Regions from separate parts of the Homo sapiens genome. Here region 1 is linked to region 2. Evidence: read pairs that join two places in POLR2A ChIA-PET (ENCODE). Cell type or tissue: PC-9. All regions are shown on one strand. Links, peaks and the distances in the headings refer to the core of each region. The heading gives the core; the rest is flanking DNA.

Evidence for each region. ChIA-PET counts read pairs that join two places held together with the same protein. Peaks named below come from ENCODE experiments on the same cell type or tissue, not always from the same donor. Only the 100,000 strongest peaks of a DNase experiment are listed, where the experiment ranks them.
Region 1: POLR2A ChIA-PET joins it to region 2 with 7 read pairs; 4 of 35 experiments call an interaction of 5 or more read pairs at or near these places.

The regions. Positions count from the first base shown.
Region 1 is chr6:27,111,907-27,117,981 of GRCh38, forward strand. No RefSeq gene overlaps it. Among named protein-coding and RNA genes, the nearest start is that of TRS-GCT1-1, 18 kb to the left of the region's middle. RefSeq lists an enhancer at 3,305-3,404. In PC-9, for the core only: no CTCF peak of the experiment used is centred there; a DNase peak (open chromatin) is centred at 3,415.
Region 2 is chr6:27,840,108-27,846,182 of GRCh38, forward strand. No RefSeq gene overlaps it. Among named protein-coding and RNA genes, the nearest start is that of H2BC15, 4.6 kb to the left of the region's middle. In PC-9, for the core only: no CTCF peak of the experiment used is centred there; no DNase peak of the experiment used is centred there.

The DNA of each region.
Region 1 (6,075 bases), core at 953-4,952, 730 kb before region 2:
TATATATTCCCCTTCACAAACCTTGTCACAACTTACAAAGACCATCTGTGATATGCTTGGACTTTCTGACTTGTCCTATACTACCTCTTCCTTAAATACCTAGTAATTTGACTCTAGAACAAGAGTTTACCATATAAGATTTTCTTTTCATACTGCAATAGTCCTCTCATATTGATTTTTTAAAATTGAAGATCCTTTTTCATATACAGTTATGCTCTTTTCTTTATAACCTTCCTTTATACAATCATTCTTTATGACCTTCCTTACCAAAAATACATCTCCACATCCATAACTTTCTTCACATCTCTCTCCTACTTATAGATTCCTTATTTCATAGCCTTTTCTAATCCATAATTTGAATCAACCTTTATATAGTTTCTGAATTTGACAAAATTATTATCTCAATAAGAACACATTTTAACTAAATATTTTTATTTGCCACTTCAAAAGTTACCTAAGCCTCTTCCATGGAGATGGTAAGGTGTCCAGTGGGAGCTGTGGGGGACCTTGGGCCCGGTCAGTCTTGTTTTCTTGGCCATTATGGGTTTGGGTAGCCTAGGCTCCCTTTGAAGCTTGGAACAGTCCCTTTTTCAATGGCCCTCTTGCTTACAGAAGGCACAGTGATATTGGCCCTGGGGCCAGCAAGTTCGGGGCTCTCATCTGGGCATCTGAGATGCTGATCTCAAATCTCCTCAGGCTGGCTAACCCTGAGGTGGGAGAGGGTGCTTAAAGTAGTCACTAACAATTGCATTTTGGATATTATTTCTTTTGGTTATCTCTGCCTGTTTTGACCTGTGCCTATTGTTGTAAACTGGAAAGGCCATATTTAAAAATTGGCTTATAGGAGTTTGCGTTTCCCCTTTCTGCCTGTTATAGCTTCCTCCTAACATCAAGGACAGACTGAGTGATAAAAGAGTTTGCCTTTCTGGGGAGTCTGTCCTGCAATATTTCCTGAGTGCCTCAACCAAACAGCCCTGACTAGAATAGGATTTTTATCCTCCCCTACAGTTACTTCTCTAACCTTGTCATAATTAACTGGATTAAGCACACTTTCATATCTTCTATTAAACAAGTTACCTATGATTTCTACATTTGAGATCTCAGGAACCCCTCTGGTAATCCCATGGGGGTCCAAATCTGGAAGTACACTCCCACATACAATAAATGGCATGATCCTGGTTACAAGCAGCCATTCCATCAGCATATGCCCAGGCAGTATTCAAAAATCCCTTGTTTCTCCTCTACAGCACAGCAGGTGGACACTATTTGCAAGTCATGCCAAGTTACATCAAACTATAAACTTCCCTGGATCCTCTGATACCAGCCAATGTTTCCCTTGCATGAAGCTAAATCAGACATGGAAAAAGGCACAAGTACTGTTCCCGCCATTAGCAACGTCTCAACCTCTCACAATAGATGTAAGTTTGATTTTAAGGGCTGATAGGACTTTATCACTCCTGATTAGACTGGTTGGACTTATTTCCTCAGGCAGTATGGCATATAGGCTGGAGCTAGTTGGTTAAAGCAGAGGGGTGCCTGATGAACTTGGGATGGAATCCTGTAGTGGAGAACTGGCAGGACCCCCTTCCTCATATTAAGGCACCAAGGAGGCTCCAGGGAGAGTGAACCATTTTTAGGCCAAATTTCTTGGGAAATTAATTTGTACTAAACACTGTTATAATAGAAGATGAGTTTTTAAGACATCAAATTTGAATTTGCTTTAGTTGCCTAAAAGGCACCCTAGCAGGAAGTGTTTCAGGACGCTCACTGTTGTTATGTCTACCAGAGATACCTACTAAACCCAGAAATTCTTCCAAGTCCAGAGAGTCCAGTTACTTTTCCTTTCAAATTTCCACCTCCCTTTTCTTCAAGAGCAGTAGGGAAATTACCACTGACTCCTGCCAAAAGAACATGGGTATCAAGAAGTAGGTGCCACAAAAGTGAAAGATGAGTGGGCAGTGGGCTGGCAACTACCATCACTAGCTAATGGAATGTTACAAAGAAGGCACTTTAAGTATGGAAGTAAAAAAACGCTGACCAAATTAAGAACCCTTAGTGGAAATTTAAACCCCAATCTTAGAAAGGTGACCAAAAAACAAAGCCCCTAGGGCAGGACTCTCAATTCTAACGCCACGTAGAGTGGGACTGACAATAACCCAATAAATTCCCCCTAGAGTGGGACTCTAACCCAATCCTAGAAGGAACATGGCTCTGACATACAACCATGCATTTAGGAACTGAATGGTAATATCAAGTAGCCAGTCATTAGAGATTTAATAGACGATGGTCAAAAACGGGGCAATGGGGACATAATCTGAACATGGGACTAGCTGGAGGCCCCACTTTCATTTCCTGGTTTACCCAGAAAGGTCAATATGACAGGGAAATCACAGAAACCACATGGTGCCAATTGGCCATTAATTTGGGTCCAGGCAAAGGTTTCCAAAGCTTCAGTGTACAACCAGTTAGTCACCAAGAAAACATGGCTCTGAAAAGAGCCTTTGGCTAGTATATAGCATTACAGTATCACAACTCCAAACTTTATCTTGATGGTCAACCCGCTCATCTTGATGCTCCCTTCATGGTCTCTTCATTTTGATGGTTCCTTCCTTCAGGGTCACCAGGCTGACACAGGTGAACCCCAAAATTGGGACTTAACCCTGGAGGGCTTTTGGCTTCAGAGTTAATTTAAAAACACTTCCTAGACCAATAGTGTACAGCAAACTGCTCCATAAACAAAGGGCGACCTGTGTGCTAACCCACAGGCAGCACAGCCTGTAGTAGTAGTATACAGAAAAGTGGGTGCTCCACAGAGCACAAGCTAACCCACAGGCAGAGCAGCCAAGTAGCAGCATGCAGCAAAGTGGGCGCTCCACACAGCACAAGCTAACGCACAGGCAGAGCAGCCCAGAGTAGCAGCATGCAGCATAATAGGTGCTCCACAGAGCAAGGCTCACCCATAGAGCATCCCAGAGTAGCAGCATAGTACAGCAAAGCGGGTGCTCCACAAAGCAAGGCTAACCCATAGGCAGAGAAGCCTACAGCAACTGTGTACAGCAAGGTGGATGCTGCAGAAAGCACAACTAACCCACAGGCAGAACAGCCCAGAATAGCAGTGTACAGCAAAGTGGATGCTCCACCAGTAGAACAGACAGGAAGGGCAGGAGCAGTGTTCAGCAACAGGAGCAGTCCAGAGCAGGAGTCAGAGCAGGAGCCAGAACTGAAGAAAGAGCCACAGTAAAGCACACAGGCTAGCTATATTTATACCCACTATTAATTATATGCTAATTAAGTAGTGTGTTATTCAGAATTTTCTAGAAAAGGGGTGGGGGGAGCTCCCAGAACCCTATAGGGTAACTTCTGAGTCATGTCCATGGCATTTGTAAACTGTCATGGCGCCGATGGGAGTGTCTTTATTCTAATGAGCTGTGAGGGCAACTAGAGGTTGCTTTGTCACCATCTGCTGGTTTCAGCCAGCTGTTTTGTTTTGTTTTGTTTGAGACTGAGTCTGGCTCTATTGCCCAGGCTGGAGTGCAGTGGCTCGATCTTGACTCACTGCAACCTCCACCTCCCGGGTTCAAGCAATTCTCATGCCTCAGCCTCCCTAGTAGCTGGTATTACAGGTGCATGCCACCATGCCCAGCTAATTTTTGTATTTTTAGTAGAGATGGGGTTTCACCATATTGGCCAGGCTGGTCTCGAACTCCTGACCTTAGGTGATCTGCCCACATCAGCGTCCTGAAGTGTTGTGATTACAGGTGTGAGCCACTGCACCCAGCCAGGGTTTTTTGTTTTTGAGACAGGGTCTTGCTCTGTCGCCCCAGCTGGAGTGCAGTGGCACAATCGTAGCTCACTGCTGCCTTGATCTCCCAGGCTCAAGCAATCCTCCCACCTCAGCCCCACAAGCAGCTGAGACTACACATGTAGGCCACCATGTCTCGCTAATTTTTTTTTAACTTACATTTTTAGGGATGGAGTTCTCACTATGTTGCCCAGCTGATATCGAACTTCTAGGCTCAGGGGATCCTCCCACCTCAGCCTCTCAAAGCACTGGGATTATAGGTGTGAGCCACCACTCTGCTGAGGTTTTTTTGTTGTTTTTTTTTTACTGCATCCTGTTTTTGATCAGCATGGTCATTACCGGTGCTTGGAAAAGAAGTCCTGCTGATCTCCTACCTCACTTTGGAAAATTCTTTTCAAGATTAAGTATATGACTATTTATAAAGAACTTAGTACAGTGAGACCAATGATCAATTATTTAAAGTTGTTTTACTCTTGTTAGTGTCATTATTAAATTTTTTAATTCTTTTCATTATTCCGTATCCCATGTTGTTGTATTTTCACAGTGAATATGAGTCTGCATCCAGTTATGGCCAATGACTTCATATTCTTTTGTGATCTATGGAGTTTCAGATGTGAGTACATTCAGACAAGACAAGACCATCACAAACCACTGAGATATATTCATCTCTGCTGCTTGTGACCTGGGGTCCTCCTTCTTCCCCTCTGACTGCCACTATTGGGAGGCAGAAGTAGGAAGAACAACAGAATGGGCTGTGGGTGTAATTTTATCATTTTTTTTTAGAATTACTTTTTTTTTTTTTTACATTTTTGCTTTTAAAAATAGTTTTGCTAAAGTATAATTGGCATATGATAAACTGCACATAAAGTATACATGTTAATGAGTGTGACATAAGTATTCATATGAACCCGTTACCCTAATCAAGACACTGAACTTGCTGGGCACAGTGGTTCACGCCTGTAATCCCAGCACTTCAGGAGGCCGAGGCGGGCGAATCACCTGAGGTCAGGAGTTCGAGACCAGCCTGACTAACATGGTGAAACCCCATCTCTACTAAAAATACAAAAATTAGCCGGGCATGGTGGCATATGCCTGTAATCCCAACTACTCAGGAGGCTGAAGCAGGAGAATCACTTGAACCCGGGAGGCAGAGATGGCAGGGAGCCAAGATCACGCCATTGCACTCGAGCCTGGGCAACAGAGCAACACTCTGTCTCAAAAAAAAAAAAAAAAAAGTGAACTTATCACCTCTAAAATGTACTTGTCCCCCTTTGTAATACCTTTCTCCTATCTCACTTTGTCCCCCAACTCAAAGGAACCACTGATCTAACCTTTGTCACTGTAGATTAGTTTGTATTTTCTAGTTTTGTAAAAATAGAATCCAGTATGTACTGTATTTTGATCAGTTTCTTTTACTCAGCATAATTATTTACTCAGCAGTCCTTGCTGGTTTCATGATGTAAGTGGTCGTGTGGGGAAAGTCCACATGGCCAGGAGCTTCAAGCTCCTCTAGGAAGTGCGGGCAGCCTCTCAGAATTAAAGGCGTCTTCCAGCCAGCAACCAGCAAGAAGCGGGTGTCCTCATACCTAAAGCTGCAAGGAAATGAATTCCGCCAACAACCTGAGTGAGCTTGGACATGGATTCTTCCCCAGTCAAGTGTCTAGATGAGAATGCATCCTGGTGGGACACTTCAATTAGTCTTGTGAGACCCTAAGCAAAAGACCTAACTAAGTCATGCCCAGACTCCTGATCATTTATTATCCTGAGATAATAAACGTATGTTGTTTTGAGACCCTGAAGTTTGTGCTAATGTATTTTGCAGCAACAAAAAACTAACATATTTTAGGCTGGGCACAGTGGCTAACACTGTAATCCCAGTGCTTTGGGAGGCCTAGGTGGAAGGATCACTTGAGACCACTAGTTCAAGACCAGCCTGGGCAATAGTGAGAAACTGCACCACCCCCCCACAACCCCTCGTCTCCACAAAAAAATTTCTAAAAATTAGCTGGGTGTGGTGGCACACACTTATAGTCCCAGCTACTCAGGAGGCTGAGGCAGGAGGATGGTTTGAACCCAGAAGTTCAAGGCTACAGCGAGCTATGATTGCACCACTGTGCCCCAGCCTGGGTGACAAAGTGAGACTCCATCTCAAACAAAAAGAAAAAGAAGAGTAACATATTTTGAATCAACAGTTTGTTTCTTTTGTTGCTTAATAGTATTTCTTTGCAGGGATATACCACAATATTTTAGCCATTCATCTATTGATGAACATT
Region 2 (6,075 bases), core at 1,389-5,388:
TGTCTGTGTCACTTGCGTTTACTGTATCTCTAGTAATTGGAAGAAATGTTAAAAGAAAAAAAAATAGAGGAGGAGAAGGGCTGTTCTCCATTGTTTTCCCCCACCCCCAACTCAGGAAATCAAAATGAGTGTCTTCATTTTAAACACTTAGGAGTGGCATATTTAAAAGTATTTTGGTCTTTGCCAAGAATCAGTGTGGGAACTCTTCCACATCAAATTGTATTTGCTGAAGGTTTTTGATAATATTTTTTATCCAGTAAGTGTACTCCAGTGACCCAACCATTCGATTCCTAGCTGTTTACATGAAAGAATATTTTGCACACATGCAACAGGAGACATATGAGAATGGAAAAAATGCCATTTTTAATAGATAAAAATACTAGAGGCAACTACATGTTCATGGTCAAAATAATGCATTTATTGAGGTACACACAGTACCTGGTTGAATTTTAGAAATGTAAGTCTCAGAAGGTTCATATATAATAACATTTTTTTTAAACTCAGAAGTAAAACCATGGCTGGGCATGGTGGCTCATGCCTGTAATCCTAGCACTTTGGGAGGCTGAGATGGGAGGTTTGCTTAAGCTCAGGAGTTCAAGACCAGCCTGGGCAGTATGGTGAGACCCTACCTCTTAAAATAAATAAATAAATAAATAAATAAATAAATAAATAAATAAATAAATAAAATGAAAATAAAACCAAATTATACATTGTTGAAGTGTATATAGAAGCGCTTATACAGAATAAGTATACACAAGTGCGTGATAATGAAAACTTTTAAGAGAGTTTTTAAAATACCTGGCACTGGCTATCTTAGCGATAAAGGCAAGACATGGGATGGGGAAAAACACAGAGGTAAATACAAGTTGTCGTCAATATTCCAGTTTTGGGTTAGATGTTTTATCATGGGTTTTGATATAATTTGATTTAAACTTTATTTTTATTTTTATTTTTTTGAGATAGAGTCTCACCGTTTCGCCCAGGCTGGAGTGCAATGGCGCGATCTCGGCTCATTACAACCCTCGCCTCCCAGGTTTAAGCAATTCTCCTGCCTCAGCCTCCCGAGTAGCTGGGTTTACAGGAGCCCGCCACCACACCCAGCTAATTTTTTGTATCTTTAGTAGAGATGGGGTTTCACCATGTTGGCCAGGCTGGTCTTGAACTCCTGACCTCATGATCCACCCTCCTCGGCCTCCCAAAGTGCTAGTATTACAGGCATGAGCCACCATGCCCAGCCTGATTTACACTTTAAATATATGTTACATGTATTAAACTTATGTATCAAATACTATACTGGAAAATATAATAGGAAAAAACCCCCTGTGTAAAAACAAGTTACAAGCATCACATAGTTTGTCATAAAGGAAAACTTACAGGTGAGAAACTCAAACTTAATAGTGTTCCTGTAAATATTATTCATTTTCTAAATATTATTCATTCCTTCTCCTCTCTTAAGGAAGAGAAAAAGAAGATTCACAGAGAGCATTAAGAAGGCCCATGGATTCAGAAAGCTCAAGATTTGGCTAAAATTAAGAGTCAGCAACCAATCTCCAGGTACCCTTGCTTCTCAATCTGTAGACTAAAGACCCTAGACCAAAAATCCTGATTCCCAGGAAGTGCTTGGAGGATCTTGATGGTGCTTCATTACAGTTGGTTTCTTTACATTATTTGATGTATTGAATCTGCATTTGGCACAGAATTGATACAATTCAGACTTCATGAAATCCATTTAATTAAATGTTCTTTCTCCCTGCTTCTCCATCTATCTAAATCCTAACTTATCCTCCAAAGTTCACACAAGTCTCACTCTCTGAAGCCCTCTCTATTAGAGCCTAGCTGAGCTCTGTCTTCCTTTAGCTCCTCTAGCTCTTATAATCTCTACTTAACTTCCCACAAAATCTTTGTAACATCTCTCTGGAGGCTGTGTGTGTGTATGTATATATGTATTTTGTATATATGTTATGTATGTGTATGTGTGTATACTCCTCTCTCTGTTAGAACAGAGATTATACTTTTTGCATTTATGTATCTCCTCTCCTCCCACCATTTCACACCAAAATACTTGAGAACAGTAAATTCATCATACATTTGAGTTTTTTCATCACAACTTTTCATAGCACAGGTGCCTTTGAGCCTCTCCATTAATACAGATAATCAGCAGGAAATTCTGATATTGGTTTGTTTTATGGAATGGAGGAATCTGTAGTTAAAATCCAGAAGAGAAAGTGAGAAGGGGATTTGGAAGGATTAAGATACCTAAACACATTCTCCAGGCCAGAATAAAGAATAGTGAAGTGACTCCTTATTAAACATACAGAGAATATAGATAGATGTCTATATTTCTGCATCTATATGTCTATATGAAGTTTGGGCCATCAGGGACTACTTGAATAACCTGGAATTGTCAGCAGGGAAGAAGATGTCTAGAAGAATATTGTGTGTGCGGTGGCTAAAATCTGTGTGGAGAATGGAGAGAAGCATTCAGAAAAAAATTGAACACTTCTTTACAAAGTTCACATATCAGGCCCATTACTCTCAGTTATTAAGAAGTTAAAATTTCTAAAACAGAGAGATAAAGAGAAATAAGGACTCAAAGATAGATCTTTTAAGTTATTTGCACCTGATAGCCAAGCATGGTACCCTCTGTTGCTGAAACAATCTTGATTAATTTATGACATTGCTAATGAGCCTTGGGGAATTGATTAGAGCTAATCCAAACCAGGTTGTCATGTTAGTGCTTTACACTGGAACTTTTATATGGTAGCTTCAAGAAAGCACATGATTCATGTTTTGCCCCAAATAACTTTTTGTGTATGTATATATATATATGTCTATATATATGTCTATATATATATGTCTATATATATATATATATTTTTTTTTCTGAAGAACAATTTGTAGGGCAAAAAGGAACAGATTGGAACATAGAATTATATGAGAGAATCTGGTCCTAAAGGACTTTTTTTTTTTTTTTTTTTTACAGCTATGTCTTGAAAAAACAACTATTTACCTGAATAAATGGTCTTTGGCCAGACTAGAAAAATTTATATTTTCCTCATTGGAAACAGAGCACTCCCTTCCATGGAGATTGCAAGAAACATACTGACAAAGCCTAATTCTTTTTCACTCATTTCTAGATTTCATGCAGTCTACCATTCTTCAGTTATGACGTAGTACTGGACATGCTCCTTTTTTATTTATTTTTATTTTTATTTTTTTTTTGTTTATTTCATTACAGCAAACATTGCCTGATAAAGGGCATGTTAAATTAATGTGATCACAACTTATCTGAGGTCCATTTCCTATTACGTGATGTGGAAAACATGGTGTGAATTTAATCATCCATTCATTTCTAAACCATCTCAAATATCTGTTACTTCTGCAGATGGCCAATTTATTCATTTCCCAATTCCTTTTAACTTGTGTTTCAGAGCCTCTCCTTTTCTGATACTGTCACCAAATCATAAAGGTTGGGAGACTGCATGAGGTAAAGCAGATGCGTGGTACTAAAAAACAGGAGAAAATGTTTCCATACTGGAATAATGATAAAAATGTCTGTCCAGGTGTGCCGGCTCATGCCTGTAATCCCAGCACTGTGGGAGGCTGAGGTGGGTGGATCACCTGAGGTCAAGAGTTCAACACCAGCCTGGCCAACATGGTGAAACCCCATCTCTACAAAAAATACAAAAATTAGCCAGGCATGGTAGTGTGCACCTGTAATCCCAGCTACTCGGGAGGCTGAGGCAGGAGAATTGCTTGAACCCGGGAGGTGGAGGTTGCAGTGAGCCAAGATTGCGCCACTGCACTCCAGCCTGGGTGACAGAGCAAGATTCCATCTAGGAAGGAAAAAAAAATTTCTATCAATTTCCAAAGTTGAACACGCACGTAAGTATCTCTAGGGGGTTGGTAAATGTGAGTGATGAAACTTAGCAAGGTTTTATTGAGGGTCAGAAAATGGAAAGAACAATGGGGATAGACTGTGAGAACAAATAACCTCATCCCCTGACAGTAAGAATTCCCACTGATACAAGGAAAAATAAAAGAAGTGCCTCAGCCATAGTTCTGTAATTATACTAGAGAAAAGGAATTATTTTTGATGGAGAAATTGAGAAAAGCTGTAAGAAAACACTGGGATTCTAAGCATATTAATTTGGGAAGAGCCTTAAAATCCCAAGGCACAAGGGCAGCAACTCAGGCTTTGAAATCATATAGTCAGGTCCTGGTGCAACCATTTGGAGTAGCAGTGAGGGTTGTGACCTGTATTTATCGACCCTCTGTGAGGTTGGTGCTTGTGTAGCTCATTAAACAGGGCTTACAAATGAGAATATATAAAAAGCAGTGGTTCTCACACCTGTCAGGCCTAGGCTCCCTTTTTATGTCTAATATTTTTATGGTCCTTTTTACAGCCTGTAATTAAATTCTTAGGTAATACTATTTAACTTAATTTTTCAAAAATTGCTAAAGCAACTTAATATGATTTAAAAGCTAAATAAGGGATGGTATTTTAACAATAAAGATGATACTTTCAACCTATAAATGCTTGGGCCCTATACTAGAAAACAAAATGAAGTAGTTGGATGTTCCAGCTCTGTATGGGACTATCCTGAATGCAACAAGGACCAAACCAACTGACTCAGGTAACTCAAATACCACAAGGGACATTACTCTCAGTAATGTGATTTTTTTCTTTTTGAAAAGGCCAGTAATGCTGAGTGACATTTGAACACAATAAAATACAGTCTTCTCTTAATTTGTAAAGTGATTGCATTCTTGGAAAATTCAGTGCACATTAAACTATGCACACACACAGACATTTCATGCTTATGTGTAAAAGGAATTCTGTTTTAGCCTCAAATAATCAGGTTTTTCATCTTCAGATTGATTTTGAGATACCTGGAAGTCATGCATGAGTTGAGGCTTCTTCACAGGATATCTAGCATCCCTGGTCCTTCCCTAAATGTCAGTAGTGTGCCCTTTCCCAATCACCAGGACAGCAAAAAAGAAAAAAAAAAAACCAGCAACAACAACAATAAAAACCCAACTTATTTAATTTCCAGAATGCTCCGTAAGAACCAGTACTGCTCTACGAGAACCATGACATTAATTACTTTCATTGCAGAAACTACATAGAGGACATGTCAAAGCTGAGAGTGGCTGGAGGGCTTCTAATAATGCCAGAATGTCCTCAGAAATAGTCTGCAGTGCTGATAATCAGTTGCAGAAGAAAAATACTTGAGGCATCTGCCCTAGGTAGGCCAATTTGTCCATGCACCTGGTTGGCTATCTCTAAACTTCTTTTCTTCCCTCTAGAGGTTACCTGTGGACATGTGAATAAGCAGAGGGTCTTATTACCGAGAAGAAGTGGACAGCCTGTGATGGCAAAGGGTCGTTAATTCAGAAGTCCTCCCCATTTGCTATTGCTCAGGCCAGTTTATTAAAGTTCTGCTTCTGTAGGTATAGCACTCCATTGGCTTTGAACTAAAGCAGCAGCCATCAGATTCACATTCAGCTTTGGTCTGATAAACAAAAAAGCAGAGAAGGATATTGAAATGTAAGTAGTTGGCCACTTCTGTGGGGTCCACTGTGATACTGGAGCTCCTGTATACATCCTAGACCTTAAGAACACATGGAAACTCAGCTCTTCTAAAAATGTAATACAGAACCATGCTGATCCCAAAGAAGGAATGAGTTCCCCGCAGCCACCTTCTCGGTGGGGCTTTGCAACAGGTACCTCACTGCAGATGTCTCAATAGCTTCTCTCGTCTGGCTACCAGCAATACCTCTTAAACAGATATGTCTTCACCTTGTTAAATCAGTCAGAGAGATGTTGACGAATTCCCCTTCTTGGAACTTTATTGTTAGATGTGGAGCAAGAACATATTCTGGGAAAGATAAGGCATATTGCAACTGCTTATTCTGAGACAGATGCTCCAAATCTCAGAATTTGCTTTCTAGTCTTGTGTCCTTTTTACTGACATGTTGTGCCAGACTAGAAGGAAAGGAATGAAAATAAATGTGGGTTTGGGGGAAGGGGAGGCATGGAGGAAGGCCTACGTAGGCCAATTTGTCCATGCG